3 separate regions of the Mus musculus genome follow, and all the other regions are linked to region 1. A link is a loop called in an ENCODE intact Hi-C map of the cell type or tissue named here. Cell type or tissue: left cerebral cortex. All regions are shown on one strand.

The links. Peaks named below come from ENCODE experiments on the same cell type or tissue, not always from the same donor. Only the 100,000 strongest peaks of a DNase experiment are listed, where the experiment ranks them.
Region 2: a loop joins it to region 1, with 4 times the contacts of the local background. A loop is called at or near these places in 26 of 42 quality-filtered maps.
Region 3: it touches region 1 in a loop (2.3-fold over the local background); 8 of 42 quality-filtered maps call a loop at or near these places.

What each region holds. Positions count from the first base shown.
Region 1 is chr3:144,718,131-144,723,130 of GRCm38, reverse strand. Sh3glb1 (SH3-domain GRB2-like B1 (endophilin)) reads left to right here and starts at 2,796. Exons shown (of 9, transcript NM_019464.3): 1 at 2,796-3,149. The coding sequence starts at 3,078. In left cerebral cortex, a CTCF peak has its summit at 2,578; DNase peaks (open chromatin) are centred at 3,567, 3,802, 4,271, 4,483 and 1 more place; H3K4me3 peaks cover 2,987 bases; H3K27ac peaks cover 2,945 bases.
Region 2 is chr3:144,450,998-144,455,997 of GRCm38, reverse strand. Hs2st1 (heparan sulfate 2-O-sulfotransferase 1) reads left to right here. Exons shown (of 7, transcript NM_011828.4): 3 at 1,961-2,046. Among named protein-coding and RNA genes, the nearest start is that of Gm43707, 59 kb to the left of the region's middle. In left cerebral cortex, a CTCF peak has its summit at 2,175 (motif pointing left); DNase peaks (open chromatin) are centred at 380 and 2,161.
Region 3 is chr3:145,113,856-145,118,855 of GRCm38, reverse strand. Odf2l (outer dense fiber of sperm tails 2-like) reads right to left here and starts at 267. Exons shown (of 17, transcript NM_001162538.1): 1 at 74-267. Gm40163 (a long non-coding RNA gene) reads left to right here and starts at 443. Exons shown (of 2, transcript XR_867692.2): 1 at 443-513; 2 at 1,741-2,034. In left cerebral cortex, no CTCF peak of the experiment used is centred here; DNase peaks (open chromatin) are centred at 307, 957, 1,826 and 2,923; H3K4me3 peaks cover 1,063 bases; H3K27ac peaks cover 984 bases.

The DNA of each region.
Region 1 (5,000 bases):
AGAGGACGTTTTTATTGTCCCAGGAGCGAGAGGGTCAAGTGTACACAGGATGGGAAGGGCCTTTCCGTGCTCCCTTCCCCAGAAACGAACAGAACAGTTGTCTGGGCTGAGCAGGACCCCAGCACCTAGGAGACTAGGCAAGAGGATTACACTGTCGGGTCCAGGCTAAGCCAGAGAGACGCTGTCTCCAAAGCAGACAAATAAATAAAAAGAGAAAAAAAGAAAAAAAAAGAAATATTCATACAAAGCAACTGTATGCCCCCTCCCCAGTACCCTCTCCCACCTGTCCCTCTGTCTGTCCATCCCCCATTCTCTCACCCTGTTGCTCTCATGCTTACATTTAGACCTGTGTCACACATGCTTCATCTATATTTACAGAGAGAGAGAAACAAATGTTACCACTGGCTAACTCTGAGTATCTGAGTGACTGGCAGCTCTCATCCCGCTGCATTTCTGTGCTATTTGGGTATTTTAATGGCCATACATTGAAGCCATTAAATCAGTAAAGTATTTGTCTTAAAATCCAAAAGTGATGTAAGCCAGAAACGTGATGTGCATGTGGGCATGTATACACACATCATCTAAGACACATCCATGTCAGACAAACCTATACACAGACAGAAACTGAAAACACAAGCAGCAGAGAAAGCTACAAATTCAAAGTCAACACCTCAGCCAACAAAGCACACATATAGTGGAGAGTCGGCAAAGGACCAGAGTTCAGTTCTCAGTGATCCTGGGTGGGAAGTAACCATGGGAAGCTACAGGGTCTATAGCTATGCTGATTTCTCCTCTGGCTTCTGAGTGCATCAGGCACACAAGTGGTCCGTGGACATATATGCAGGCAAAATACTCAAATACAGATTTTTTTTTAAATCTTTCTACAGCGTATAACGTACAGATACTCTTGTTCCCTATTAATATATAGTAAAATCCTCACAAATAATCCAACTTTTAGTTTTTGTCTATAATGGCATTAAATAGCAAAAAATACTGTCACAGGCCAAATGATAGACAACAGAAGAAACCACGGTTTGTTTTATCTCCTTTTAACAGGGTCGACGTGCACCCATCCACTCCACCCCCGTTTTTCCTGTTTTCTTTTCTTTCAGTTGGGACTGGAACCAATGGCCTAACACTTACACTTGGAAAATTCTACCCACTGAGCTCCAGCCTCAGAACTTCCTCCCGATTTTTTAAAATTATATAGACCTAAAGCCTGCAGAGAGGTTCCAGAGATCGTAAGACTCCTTTCGTTCTTGCTTGATAGCAGCAAAGCAAATGTCAACAGCTGCGTCTCCTGTAACTATTCTCTCCTTCTTCGATAGCACAAGCTCTGTCTTGTCTAAGACAACAATACGTACTGTTAAAGACAAGACCTACCATTCTCTCACAAATGCTCTTAGTTTTTTTTAACAGAGCACATTGCATTTATTCGATCGAACTGCCATTGTGAGGACCTAAATGGCCCAGTTCTCACTAACGATGTGAAAATGAAAGTTTACGAGCTGGGGGTTATGGAATGCTTGTTTTAAAGGAGAAAGGGACACTGAGCTGGTGTGTACTTTTGCCTCTCCCCTTCATTTCCTTTCTAATGTGAGAACATATGTGTGATATCTAGAGGTTCCAGAGGCATCTTGAAACACCAAAATGAAAGTTACATGATAAGACCTGTAAAACAGGATCTATTGGACAGTGGTTTGGTCCCCAGGATAAAGGAAGTGGGGAGAAGAAAAAGGAGGGAGGAACAAGAAAGAAAAACAAAGACAGGAGGGTGATGGGTTTGAAGCGGTCTTTGGATACCTGAAGCCAGGCTAGGTCGCATGAGGCCTTTTCTCAGAAAACAGAAACTAAATTAGCTGAGTGTAGTGTGGGTGTCTGGGTGGGTGGGTGTGGGGGGAAGGGCTCATGCCTTTATCACACAGCTAAGAGTTGGAAGGTTGAGGCCCTGCCAGACAGTAGGTACTCAGGAGTGAAGGAATGTATAACCGGATAGGAACCTTGTCTTTCTTCTCCATTGTCTCTCTGAAATGCTCTTATATACCTTCCCAGGGGATGGGAGATACTTTCTAAATATGCCTCAGATGACCACCAGCCACCAAAGGGACTGAACCCTTCAGCACCTACTCAATGCCTCACACACAATAGGTCCTCAACAGTGAGTCAAAGTATAATAGGGTAGGGGACAATGAAGACAATCCCGTTCAGCAAAGATTGGCTAGGTGTCTACCCAAGCCATAGGTAGCCTTTGACCCCAGACCCAATACAGGAAATCCGGGCCAATGATTCTATAGTGTCAGTTCTGTTTCCTTTTAAGGAACGTTTTGTCCATGCTTTTCTAAGGAACTTTTGTCCGGGCGATTCTGTCACAGACACTCACTGAGATGCTGTGGGAGGGAATCAGGGTGAGAGCCCAGGAGGCTCTCGTTCTGGTAAGAACTTCCACTGATGCTCTGACACTGGCTTGGTGCTTAGTGAGCTGTCAGGAGAGCCTCAGCCGCGGCTCCACCCAGTGGTGAATCCTCGGCCACCCTGCAGGGGTCGCTGTTCCCATGAGAACCTCTGCAGCGGCTCCACCCAGTGGTGAATCCTCGGCCTCCCTGCAGGGGTCGCTGTTCCCATGAGAACCTCTGCAGCGGCTCCACCCAGTGGTGAATCCTCGGCCACCCTGCAGGGGTCGCTGTTCCCGCGAGGACACCCCCGCCCCCCACCCCACGCCATCGGTGAGGCCACGCCCCCCTCCCGGCCGGCTGTTTTCCGCCGCGGTTGCACAGTCGCCGGGCGGCGGGGCGGGGCGGGGCCTTCCTCCGGACGCGACCTCGGTCCCCGTGGCTCGCAGCTGCTCGGCGACGCGACAGGCCCAGCGTGTGAGCGGAGAGGCGCGCGCTCGCGGGCGCCCGCCCTCTTCCCTCCCCCGCCTCCCCGCCAGGAAACGACAGCTGCGCGGGGCTGGCGCCGCCTCCCGCCACCTACCACGTCCGCCCCGCCGTCGCCGTCGCCCGGCGCCCCAGCCCGGCCGCGGCGCTCCCCGCCTCCCCGCTAGCGCAGCCGGCGGCTCTGCCCGGCTGCCGCCCGGCATGAACATCATGGATTTCAACGTGAAGAAGCTGGCGGCCGACGCGGGCACCTTCCTCAGCCGGGCCGTGCAGGTACGGCGGCGGCGGTTGGGGCCGGGCGGGGTGGTGGCGCCGGGGAGGGCGAGCGGAGGGCGGGTCGGGGACGGCGTCGCCCTGGTACCCAGGCCTGCCGATGGGCGCGGCCTGGCGCCCCTGCCCCGCTGGCCGTTTCCGCCTCGCTCGCCCGGCCGCCGCCGCCCCGCGCCCCGGCAGGCGAGTCGGGACGCGGCCCAGGGCGGACACCTTGGGTTCACCCCGGGGCGGAGGCCTCGGTGCCCCAGCCGGCGAGGCAGGGCACGCCGAGCACCTTGGCGCCACCCCCACCCTCCGCTGCGCTCGCTCTCGCCCTCCGGGCCGCGTCCGACCGAGAAGGGAGTTTCCTTTTCCTGCCCCTCAACGCAGAGGAGCTGCCAGCTCAGTTCCCACCAGCCCTCGCTGCTGCCCCTTGGAAGGATTGTCCCAGAGCTTAGCAGCCCGTGGGGGAGATGGAGATTGCCTGTCCCTGTCGGTGTCCCAGCTTCACCAAGGACGCAGGACACCTAGGATTAGGGGTGCCCTGACGCGTTCCCCAGATGGGCTATATAGAGCAGGGGTGAGAGGAGGACGCGATTCACGTTGTTGTCACATTGGAGGGGACCGGGCACGCTTGGCTTCAGGCGCACTTGGAAGGGAAAAGTTCACTGCGTCTCCTTATTCTGTGATTAAGGAAGTGTCAGCAATAGGGAACTTGGGCAGATTTTTTACAGTCAACACCCACATTATGCAAACTCAGTTAAATCTCGGAGCAGATGTCAATTTCACAACGTGGCTTGTAAACAATCTGGTATTGAAGTTAGTGACATAGGGTAGCAGCAGCCCTCTGTTCCGGAAAGAGAAAACAAAAGTAATGTCCCATGTGCCAAAATCCCACCGAACTATAAATCTCACGTGTGCTGCTTTATTTCTTGATTCATTTCATTTTACTGGCACTGTGAATATCATATTTCGTTATCCTTGGCAAAAGAATCGGACAGTTCCCCAGGGTAATGACTGCCTATCTTATGAAAAATAGTATGACGAGCAGTTTACTGTGCATTGAACGTACTAGCTGCAGCCCATCTCTGTCACTTTGCCAGAGAGGCATTGTTCGCCCTCCCTTAAAAAGGAAGCAGTCTTAGAGAGGGTAAATAAACTGGCTTGACTTGCTTGGCTAGCAGACAACCAAAGTTGCCCTCTGACCCACTACTTACTATACTAGAGGCTGCGTTTTCCCTCAGAATGATCATCACGGGGTTAAGATATGTAAAATAGCAATATGATGTGGCCCCAAGAGAACTTAAAGATCATTTGGTAAAATCTGAACTCTTACCAACAGTGAGTAACGCTTAGGGATGGGAGATTCCACCTCGCTTTTGATTCCCTGGACCAGTGCACTGTGTGAGAAGCTCACAGCCATACTCGCCCCTTAATCCTCCTTCCTCCCCAGAAATGTGTGATTCAATAATTGGGGGATGAGATGAGGTGTTTTTAGACTTAACATTAACTCAGTAGAGGAGCCGAGGCTGTGGTAAGTTTTGTTTAGTGTTGCTTACCTGTTACTCCAGGTATTTAATGTGACAGATACTACATAATCCACAGTTTAATACAATTATGTGTCTCAATCAGACACAAAATACATAATTCAATCTAAATTATTGAAAGACTCAATTTTAGAAAGTAAAGCTAGAAATTTTCATAAAAATTATACTTCCCCAATGAATTTTAGTTTCTAATTGTTTCTGGTGCTTTTTTACCGAAAAGGTTTTTAAGTTGTATCCTAACGTGTAAGCTGGCAAATAATTTTCTCTTCAGTCTTATTCAGTTCTATGTTCCATGTTTAGCTTCACTGATTAAAATAAAATCAGA
Region 2 (5,000 bases), 270 kb after region 1:
ACCCCAGCTCTGCGAGGGGCGACCCTGTACTCACCCGCAGTCACACTTATATTGCACAAACCCACACATTAAAATTGAAAGAGAATTTTAGATACTTGACTAGCTTATATGTTTTTATTTGAACAAGCTTATATATCCACCTTTAAAAATCTTACAATCATCTTTAGTCATTTTGTTAGTCGTATTTCAATTTGCTGAGGTATAAAGAAGAATGTCCTTTAAGTGATTGCTTTTCGAATGCTGTGTCAGAGAAAATATGTAATATATAGAATGAGCTGGTATGGTGGAACTCTGTATGCCCAGGCCTTGGGAGGCAGTGGCAGAAGGACCAAGAATGTGACGTCACCCTAGATGTGCTGGGCGTGAGGCTAGCCAGGGGTATGAATCTCTGCTTGTATAATACATGTATTCATATGCACACAGAAAGAATTCTTTAGATTGGAATGTTGCTTGCTTTTTCAGTGTGTATTTTTGATAGGGGGTGTATTTTTTCTGTGTGCTGGCTATTTGTATGTCAACTTGACTTAAGGTTGGCTCATCTGGGAAGAAATCTTAATTAAGAAAACACCTCCAGAGGCAGGCGGATTTCTGAGTTGGAGGCCAGCCTGGTCTACAGAGTGAGTTCCAGGACATCCAGGGCTACACAGAGAAACCCTGTCTCGAAAAATCCAAAAAAAAAAAAAAAAAAAAAGAAGAAAGAAAGAAAAGAAAAGAAAAGAAAAGAAAACGTCTCCATAGGATTGGCCTGCAGGGAAAGGGAAAGCCCACCTTGAACAGGTGGTCCAGACTGTTTAACAAACTGAACATGTCATGAGGAACAAGCCAAGAAGTAGTATTCTTCAGGCCTCTGCATCAGTGCCTGCCTTGTTTGTTCTCTCAGTGACTTTTCTTGAGGCTGGACTGTCAGTGAAATAACCCTCTCTCCTGTGTTTGCTTATGGTCATGGTGTTTTCTCACAGCAATAGAAAGCCTAAGGAAGACAGCAGGGTCCTCTAGAGAAACAGTAGGAAGAAAGAAGACACACACATTTTACATTTGTATTATGGATGTGCATTATAGTTAAGGGGAGTGGTTTGGAGTGGATCAGGGATCAGTGGTTAAGAATACTTGTTCTTTAGATAACCTGAGTTTGGCTCCCAGCACCCCCTGTGGGCAGCTCATATCACCCATATCTCCAGCTCCATATCTTATGGCTTCTGTACATATATGTATAGAAACCTGCAGATACATGCACACGCGTCCATATAAGTAACCTTATAAAAGAGAGCGAGTGTTAGAATGTCTTGCACAGTGCTGTCTGGGTAGTCCAACAAGGGCTACCTTCACACTGAAGCCACAGAGAACCCTGAAACTGCCTAGTGCACAAGGCTCAGGGCCTCAGGAGCCCCAGTCTGGCTCTGAAGGTCTGGAGAGTTCCTGAAGAGCAACTTACCGTCAGTTCAAGTTTGAAGCCCGAAGAACCCAGGTTCTAATGGAGCAGCGGCTGCAGCGGTGCAGACAGCTATAAGATAAATGAACTCTGTCAAGGTGCAAAGATAAAGGGGCAAATACCACCTTTCCCCGGCCCTCCTTCCATCTGTGTATCCCTCCTTCATCTGTACCTCGTGCAGCTCGTCCCACTGCAGACAAGCTCATCACGAAGTCTCTTGCAGCTGTGCCAGCCGCTTATCTCTTATTGATTGTAACGCAGTGAAGATGGCAGTGATGATTTGCCCTCATGGGGGTGAAGTACACCCCTGCGTCCACCTCCCGCCCTGTGTAGACTGTGTATACTGCACTGGTCATGGCCGTGGTAAAGTAGTGCGTTCAGACTCCACTGACTGCTCTTACTTCAAACTGGCCTTCCAGCCCCATGAATGCGGGGACTGGGTCCCGTTCCTGAGTGGGAGGTCTTTTGTTGATGACAGAGTCTGCTTTCTTTCCATTGCAGTGAGGTAATGAGAATGTCCTCCTCTTTTAGGTGCGCTTTGTGAAGAACATAACCACCTGGAACGAGATGAAGCCAGGCTTCTATCACGGACACATCTCTTACTTGGATTTTGCAAAGTAAGTAGCATCCAGAATGATGTACTGAAGAGTGCTTTGTCTGTCCTCTGCCTGTGAGCAGTGTTAGACACACTGACAGGCCACTTGTACACTGATGATTTAAATATTCCTTCCAGTGCTTTACTGCCCTCTAGTGGTCATAAAAGGACACGTCTCGAGCTAATTATGACAGTTCACATTCTGTTATGTTAGGGACTTGTGGCAGTTTCTCACCTGTACTGGAGGCCGGCTGATTACTCCACGAGTGTGCGGTCAGTCAAATGGGCTCACCAGGTCACTGACAGAGAACAGAGAAACCCCCCTCAGTTTCTGGTACCCTAATATGCTTTTCCTCGAACCACTGTGTTTCAGCTTTGAAATTATGAGATATAAGGGGAGACTTTTTAAAAACTAAGAATTTTCTTTTATGTTTGAATATGATTGTATAAGTCACGGTAATTTTGTCTTAATTCTCTTAAAGAAAAGTTCAAAAGACTGCAGAATACACAGTGTTCAAGCATTCTGTGGCCCCCTTGGGAGCCCTTGCATCTTTAAAGAGTAATCAGAAAATTGGTTAAAAGGAATAGTCTAAACATAAGACCCGTTTGAACATTCTCCATGGAGCACATGGCGCTGTTACAATAAAAGCCCACACGCACGTGCTCTGCTGATAACCCTCTGCTGACTTCAGAGACGACGGAAAGTGACTGTCCACAGTGGGCATGCGCAGCCTGGTTCTACCTTAGCAGCGGTGTCTGCTCTAAGAGAAGCTCGCTCTGTCTCGGTTTCACTTTTTAGGTTGGAAAAGGAAAAGGACAGAACAGCGTGCCGTAGGGTCAGACAGTGGGACATCCTAGCTTCTCTGGAAATCATATAATTAAAGAATTGCCTGAATATTACACAATAAAGTGATATATCTTGATTTCCCTCATAATCCCTAAGATCTTTTAGTAACATTGTAACTTTCAAGTTAAGTGTACAGTTTTCTATAAATAATTCATACTGCAATATTGAAAGCATTTTATAGGCGGCTTTAAAATAAACTAAAAATTCTCTCTGCAGAGGCCCTGAACCAGTTTCCTAGACTTCATTCACATGTGCGTGTTCCCTGAGGGCTACGCTACCCTTCACTCAGAGTGTCTTACCTTTCACCTAGTGGTCTGGGGCTTTTCTTTCTCTACATGGCCTGGATTCTAATACTGTAGGTTTTCATTATTAAAGTTATACATTGAGTGCCTTGGCTTTGGGCACAGTCTTGTATGTAGAACAAGGCTCTGATGTTCACCGAGGTACTTGAACTTGAAACGGATAAAGCATTTTAAAGAATAATCTTATTAAACACTGACAGCCACACTGGGTTTGAATATTTTCATAGTGGCTCATGTTACTGGAAATAATAATATATTGTAAAAATTTTAATAGAATGACAATTTTAAATAAATAGCTAAATGGAATCAGTTAGAGGAAGTTGTTTGATGTGTTCTACTGTATACAGTCAAGAAATATTGTAGATGTGACCATTCCTTAGCTTGATAGTCATAAACTCCATGATTGAGGAAGGAAGAGAGAAACATCATTTGCCAATTTAGAGTACCTTATTCTTCAAAACATGTTATTGAACTGAGTGTGGTGGCGTATACCTGTAATTTTAGTTACCAAGGAGACTGGTACAGGAGGATTACATGTTTGAAGCCAGCCCAGACAACTTAGCGAGATCCTATCTCACATTTTAAAGTGAGGGTTTAGGAAGACGGCTCCATGGGTAAAATTGCTTGGATCACAATTGTGAGGACCCAGGTTTGAATCCCTCGAACCCATGTGGAAACCAGGTATGTAGCTCAGGCATCTACATATGGTCCCAGCACTCATGGAGAGATGTAGGGGACAGAGGCGGCTCACCAGCCAGTGACTGCTGGCAGCAGCAGTAAAACCCTGTCTCAAAGGAGTGGGAAAGGAAGGATGACAGGAAAGATCGTCCTCTGACCACCGTACACCGTGACACATGTACTCCTGTGTTCACACGCACAGCAAATGCACAACACAGCTAAATGATTTTTTGAGTAAAAACATGTCTCTTGAGCTGTGGCTCTGTAGTAGAATAGTCACCTAGTTAGGATAGAAGCCCTGGGTTTACTCAGTCCCTGTACCACCACACACAAAATACTATATGTGGGTGATTAAGAGCACTGGCTGCTCTTCCAGAGGATGTGGGTCAGGCTCCCAGCATCCACGTTGTGCCTCACAGCCAGACATGGTACACAGACATTCATTCAGGCAAAACACCTTACACATGAAATAAAGAAGGTCTCAAGAAAGGGCAGAGAAGGAAGTACAGGTTCCTGCGTCCTTGGCTCGGTGTGATTCCCTAAGTTACTTGCTGTAACTTAGAAAAAATGGTAAATTCGTGGGGGGGGGGAAAGATGTTTAATTTTCCAATTTATTAGACAGATAATAAAAATTGAAACATAGTTGAGTTTTCTGGAGACTCAGGGAAAGAATGTGGAAAAACAACAAGTGAAAGATCCTTTGTGTTTGTACACTCTAGTACAGACGTCTCGATCAAGTCCTGCCTTTGTATTTTCTCTACAGTATTAGGATAGAAGAAGAGAAATGTCTTTTTACCTAGCGGCTTTGATTGGGGTTCTATCATGTGCCCTTTGTTTTAGCCTTGTGGTTTCCTGAAGCACCTCTAAGTGCTCAGTCCTTGTTTGTTTTCTTCCTAGTGATAAGCAGTCTTCAGAGAGTTGAGCGATGACAAATTAATGCCATTGACTTTAACATTCCTTTATATAGGGTGGACATTTTCAAGATGCCAGGATTAATATCAAATTGAATAGTTGTAGTTCTTGACTAAGGATAGGTTCATCAAAACCCCCTTTCTTTCTGGAGTGAAGAGACTATGCCTTACTAAAATAGACAGTATTTATAACGGTCCTATATAAATGTATGTTGTTCATGTATCAGTAGCATTTATT
Region 3 (5,000 bases), 400 kb before region 1:
CACCCCAGACTCGCGCCCGCCCGCCCGTCCGCCCGTCGCCCTGACGTCATCCCCCGCCGCCGCCACTACCTACAATGGCCGGAGGCCTCTCTGAGGCCTGCCCGGCCCTGGGTCACTGCAGCAGGCGGAGAGTGCAGAGAGAGTAGGAGGCCAGAGGGAAGGGCAGGGAGCGCGGGGAGAGAAGCTGACGAGTCACCAGAACAGGCAGCGGCGGCCTGAGCGCGTCCACCTTGGAGCTCAACGTTGCTAGTAACCGGCCTGCGGTTTCTGTGGAAACGGACGCCCCGCCCTCATCGGCCCGCTCCGACGCAGCTAATTGGTCGGGAGCTCTAGAGCGCGAGCGCCGTTCCTGCTGTGATTGGAGGGAGTGAGGGGGCGTGGCCGGCGGGGGGTTGTCTCTGCTCTGGTTTCTCTAGTGAGATTTTTCAAAAGCTTTAGCTTTGAGAAAAGGCGTAGCTTTTGTGCGTCGCTGACCGAAAATCTCAACCGCTCTCATCCTAGCAGGGAAGGAAGGTCCGTTCCGAGTCTCTTGACACTGGATCGAAAAATGACTTCCCTGCTTTTGCCCTTTTTTGTAGCTAGGATTTGAAAAAACCCAAGACAGAAAAACCTTTCCAGTGTATGGCATTATCCCCCACAGGAGTTTTTCTTCTTTAAAAACATAGTCAGCAGGTTCTCCAAAATGTCGTTCAAGTCCTCCTAAGTCCTTAGATAAAGCTGCTGTGCTTTCTAAACTGCTGAACCGGCCAAATGAGATCTTGGTAGGACCTAGTAGTGGTTTTTTGTTTGTTTATTTTGTTTTGTTTTGTTTTCCTTATGAGATTTTGGGAGTTTTGTCATTGTTCTTGGAATGTTTTCATGCACCTCCCAGGTGTAGTAGATAGGAGTGAGTTTACGTCCGAGTTTTTGTACAACTGGCTATTATCCATTTATTTGCCTCTATGGGAAACAAACAAACAAACATGTTTTTGCCGCGTGCACCTTGTCCTTCTTATATACTCAAGTGACCTTTCTTAGCACTCAGGGTATACACTGTCTGATGCTCTGAATAAAGTTGGCTATTGCATGCGGCGTTAGTCTGCCTCGTTCCTCCGCTCCACTCCCTCAGGTTCCACCACAGGAAGAGATATAAAAATGAACAGCATATCGAAGCAGCGCATACTTCTAGTAGATAGAGTAAAATGGTAGCTATGGGAAATGTCAGCTAGGAGCTGAACTGTCGGCCCTTCAGTATGGCTAGTACAAGCTCTTCAGAGCCAGATGCTGTGCTTCTTAGGGAGTTTCCATAGGGAGCTGTTCGCCTAGGTGAGGAAAATGAAAATACATGTTTATGAAATATTCTATAAGAAAGTCATAAATAGCAAGTTTGTTTATAATAGCTAAAAATGGCAAGTAGATTGAATGTTTACCAGCAGGAAAATTGATTACATATTCAATACAATGGAATGATATTCCACAGTCAAAAACAACAAGCCACTTCAATATGCACCTTCTGCATAAGTAGCTTGAAGCTCTTCTCTCTGTTGCCTGGGACATTCAATATGGACATGCTGGGTACATGAGCAGCCATGGATAGACTGGTAATAGACGTCTTAATTCAGCCTTGTATAAGAAAGTAGCGTAGGCTGAGTTGTTTAAAGAACAGAAACATATTTATCACATTTCTAGAATCTCAGAAGACCCAACTCAAGAATCAACCAATCTGGCTGCTAGTGAGTTGTCTGTTCCTAATGCTTACAGATGGTTGGAAGCCTCCTTGCTGTATTCTCACTTGAGCAAGAAGCAAGATCTCACCTACCTCCTGTAAGGACACAGATCTCATCATGAGGACTCTACTCCTGTAACCCAATCAGCCTGCCAAGGCCTCCACTCCAAGTGCCTACACACTGAGGGTTAGTGGGAGGAAGGGACACACTCATTCCACAGCAGGGAGCTGCATGCTACTCCTCCCTGGAGAGTGATCGTTCTCTGAAGGCAATTCTCCAAGTACTGACTTAATTGTGGAAAATAAAGATTTTTATTATCTTCCCACTATCACTTCTCAGCATATTTAATCATATATGTAAGCTGCTTTTACCTGATTATGGCTGTCAAAGAATGGTAGGTAAATGCCAAAAGAGGTTTTTGTAACTGAAAGCAGAAAAGGTGGGAGTTTAAAAATAAAAACATGTAATTTTAGATACTGGAACTTCAATATATTGACTTTCTCCTCAGCCTAGTAAGTAATTTACAATGCAAGAGTCATTGCTACGATGTTATAACAATGCAAGAAGAGATAAATCACGAATGTCACATGGTTTATGACATAAAAACTCATTCTTTTATCCTTGAATGAAAAAGGATAAAATGATCCTTGAAGTCCTCTCCCCAATTTAGCAGTTGTCCAAAACTATCACTTTACAAAGAAACTAACATTTTGATATTTTAAATGTTTGATTTTGACCTAGATGTGTCTGTCACTGCCTTTTTCTAATTATTGTATTTAATAAACAACTATAGTGTTACATGAAAGAATTAATTAGATTTCCTATCTATGTAACTATAAGAATTCCTATTCAAATCAGTCCCATTGCTTTCTTTTTTAAATCCCCCCTTTTTTTTTTGTGCATGTATCTGTGCATGTGGACAGGTAGAGGCCATGATGGTGGAGGCAGGACAGCTTTCAGGAGTGGGCTATCGCCCTGGGCTCTGCTGAGGCAGGGCCTCTCTCTCCATGTTCACTGCCCATAATGCACCTCAACCCCCAATTGACACTCTCTTGCAGCAGGTGGTTTCTTGCACTCCCTTGCCATCTCCCTGGCCCAATCCAGCTATAGTCTAACTAAAAGAGCACTGTAAAAAGCTCTGTGATAAAGGAGACATGTTAAGCATTCTTAAGCTGTTCTCGGTCTCTCTTGGGAAACAGAAAAAACTTACAGAGGATGCAGTGAGAATTGCTGAGTAATAAGGAATAAAGAAAAGCAACCAAAGCTGCTGCCTACGCTGTTAAAATAACCACAGTAGTGAGTTATTCAAGAAAACTGGAAAAAGATAAAAGAAGAGAAAGAAAGCATATCACATGTAGTGTTAGAGTCTGCAGGATACAGGAAACCTTGGCTGTAACCAGTTAGAAGGAAAAGAGATTTGCACTCATCAGCCACAGTAAAAATAAAATAAAATAAAATAAACCTTGGTGTTTTATATCAGATTCAGAAAGGGAGAAATAGAAATGAGTTGGCCTGAGCTTTGAAGTGCCACCACTGGGAAAGCAGGGATGAGGCAACTAAGGGGACGAGGGAAAGTAAGAAGTCACCAACCCAAGGATCCCATGTGCCTCTTCTGCTAATTCAGAATAAAAACACAATCAGAACCTGAAGTTGCTTACAGAGATGGTGGCTGCTCACCTAAGACAGCAGCTGGCCTCTGCTTCCATCCCCACCCATGGGTTTCTCTGGCCCGTTGTCCACACAGCACCTAGAGTGCTCCTGATAAGGGAGCAGCACAAAGCCACAGCTTTCCCATATCATGAACTGCAGTCTATGCATCTGGCCTCACAGGATCAGTGCCTCCCAAGTTCCCCCATGCCACAGTGCCCTCTAGCCTTGAGACCTCTCCACTCCTCTCAGTCCTATGCATCCCTGTCCTTCCCTCCAGTTGTAGCAGGTCTCAGGCCCCATCTCTCCTATAAGACACTTCTCTCAGATATCGGCATGATTATCTGAGACTCGCTAGGATAATCATGAGAGTATCATGATTCGCTAGCCTGATAATCCTACCAGAAGGCTTTCATGGACCACCTAATACAAGTCTGCATTGCCCAACTTCCACCTGTTCCTCTCTCCTTAGCCCTCCAGCATTCCCAACTAGATGCCGAATTTTATATGTTATCTCTTCCATTTTCTTCTGGAGAATGGAGATCTCATGAAAGGAAGACTATGTAGTAATTGACTGCTGTCACTCATCGCTAACAGTGACTAGGTCTGGTAAGAACCTGCCGTTAACAGTTTCAATAATGCCAGCAAATTTTATTTTTAACGAACAAAAAGGATTTATGGGAGCAATTCCCTGCATTAATGAGACTCATCTCTGAGAGTTACTGACTGGAAGCTATGTGTTGAAAATTACTAGAAAATGAAAGACGTTGAAAAGACTAATGTGTCCATTTAAAAGGAAAACAAGTACACTGACTTTGAAGTATGGTTTTAGTAATGTAGAAGTACACTAAGGATAGAGTTTTATGGCAGACAGGAGAGCTGGCCCCACCCCTCACTGGCTGCAGCAGTTAGGAGACCAGGAGAGCAGGACTTGACCTCACCTGGGCAGCACAGCAGAGCAGCTGGAGCTGAAAGTATAATGTAAAAACAAAATTCTAGGCCTTTAGGCCCAGGCTTGGGAATGTGACCTCTGTGACTCAATGCTCCAAGGTATGCTAATCATAAAACAAATAGCGACATTCCTCCACCCACCCGCTTCCTGGGTTCAAAGAGTGTCCATTCAAAGAATGTGCTATTGTTAGGGGCTCTTAGAAACTGTCTTGAGAGATAACCGGAACAATTACCAGGTATTCCTTGTGACTCTTGTGACTTTGCACTTCCTTGGGACTCTTAACTGGTATCTTTGGTATTTTCCAACAACGCCCTCCCCACTTCCTTGAGTTGTGGTTTCTTCCTTTAAGTACTCCTGTTATTAGACGCGTTCTCACGACCGGCCAGGAAGAACACCACAGACCAGAATCTTCTGCGGCAAAACTTTATTGCTTACATCTTCAGGAGCCAGAGTGCAAGAAGCAAGAGAGCAAGAAGCAAGAGAGCAAGAAGCAAGAGAGAGAGAAAACGAAACCCCGTCCCTCTTAAGGAGCATTCTCCTTCGCCTCGGACGTGTCACTCCCTGATTGGCTGCAGCCCATCGGCCGAGTTGACGTCACGGGGAAGGCAGAGCACAAGTAGTCATAAGATACCCTTGGCACATGCGCAGATTATTTGTTTACCACTTAGAACACAGCTGTCAGCGCCATCTTGTAA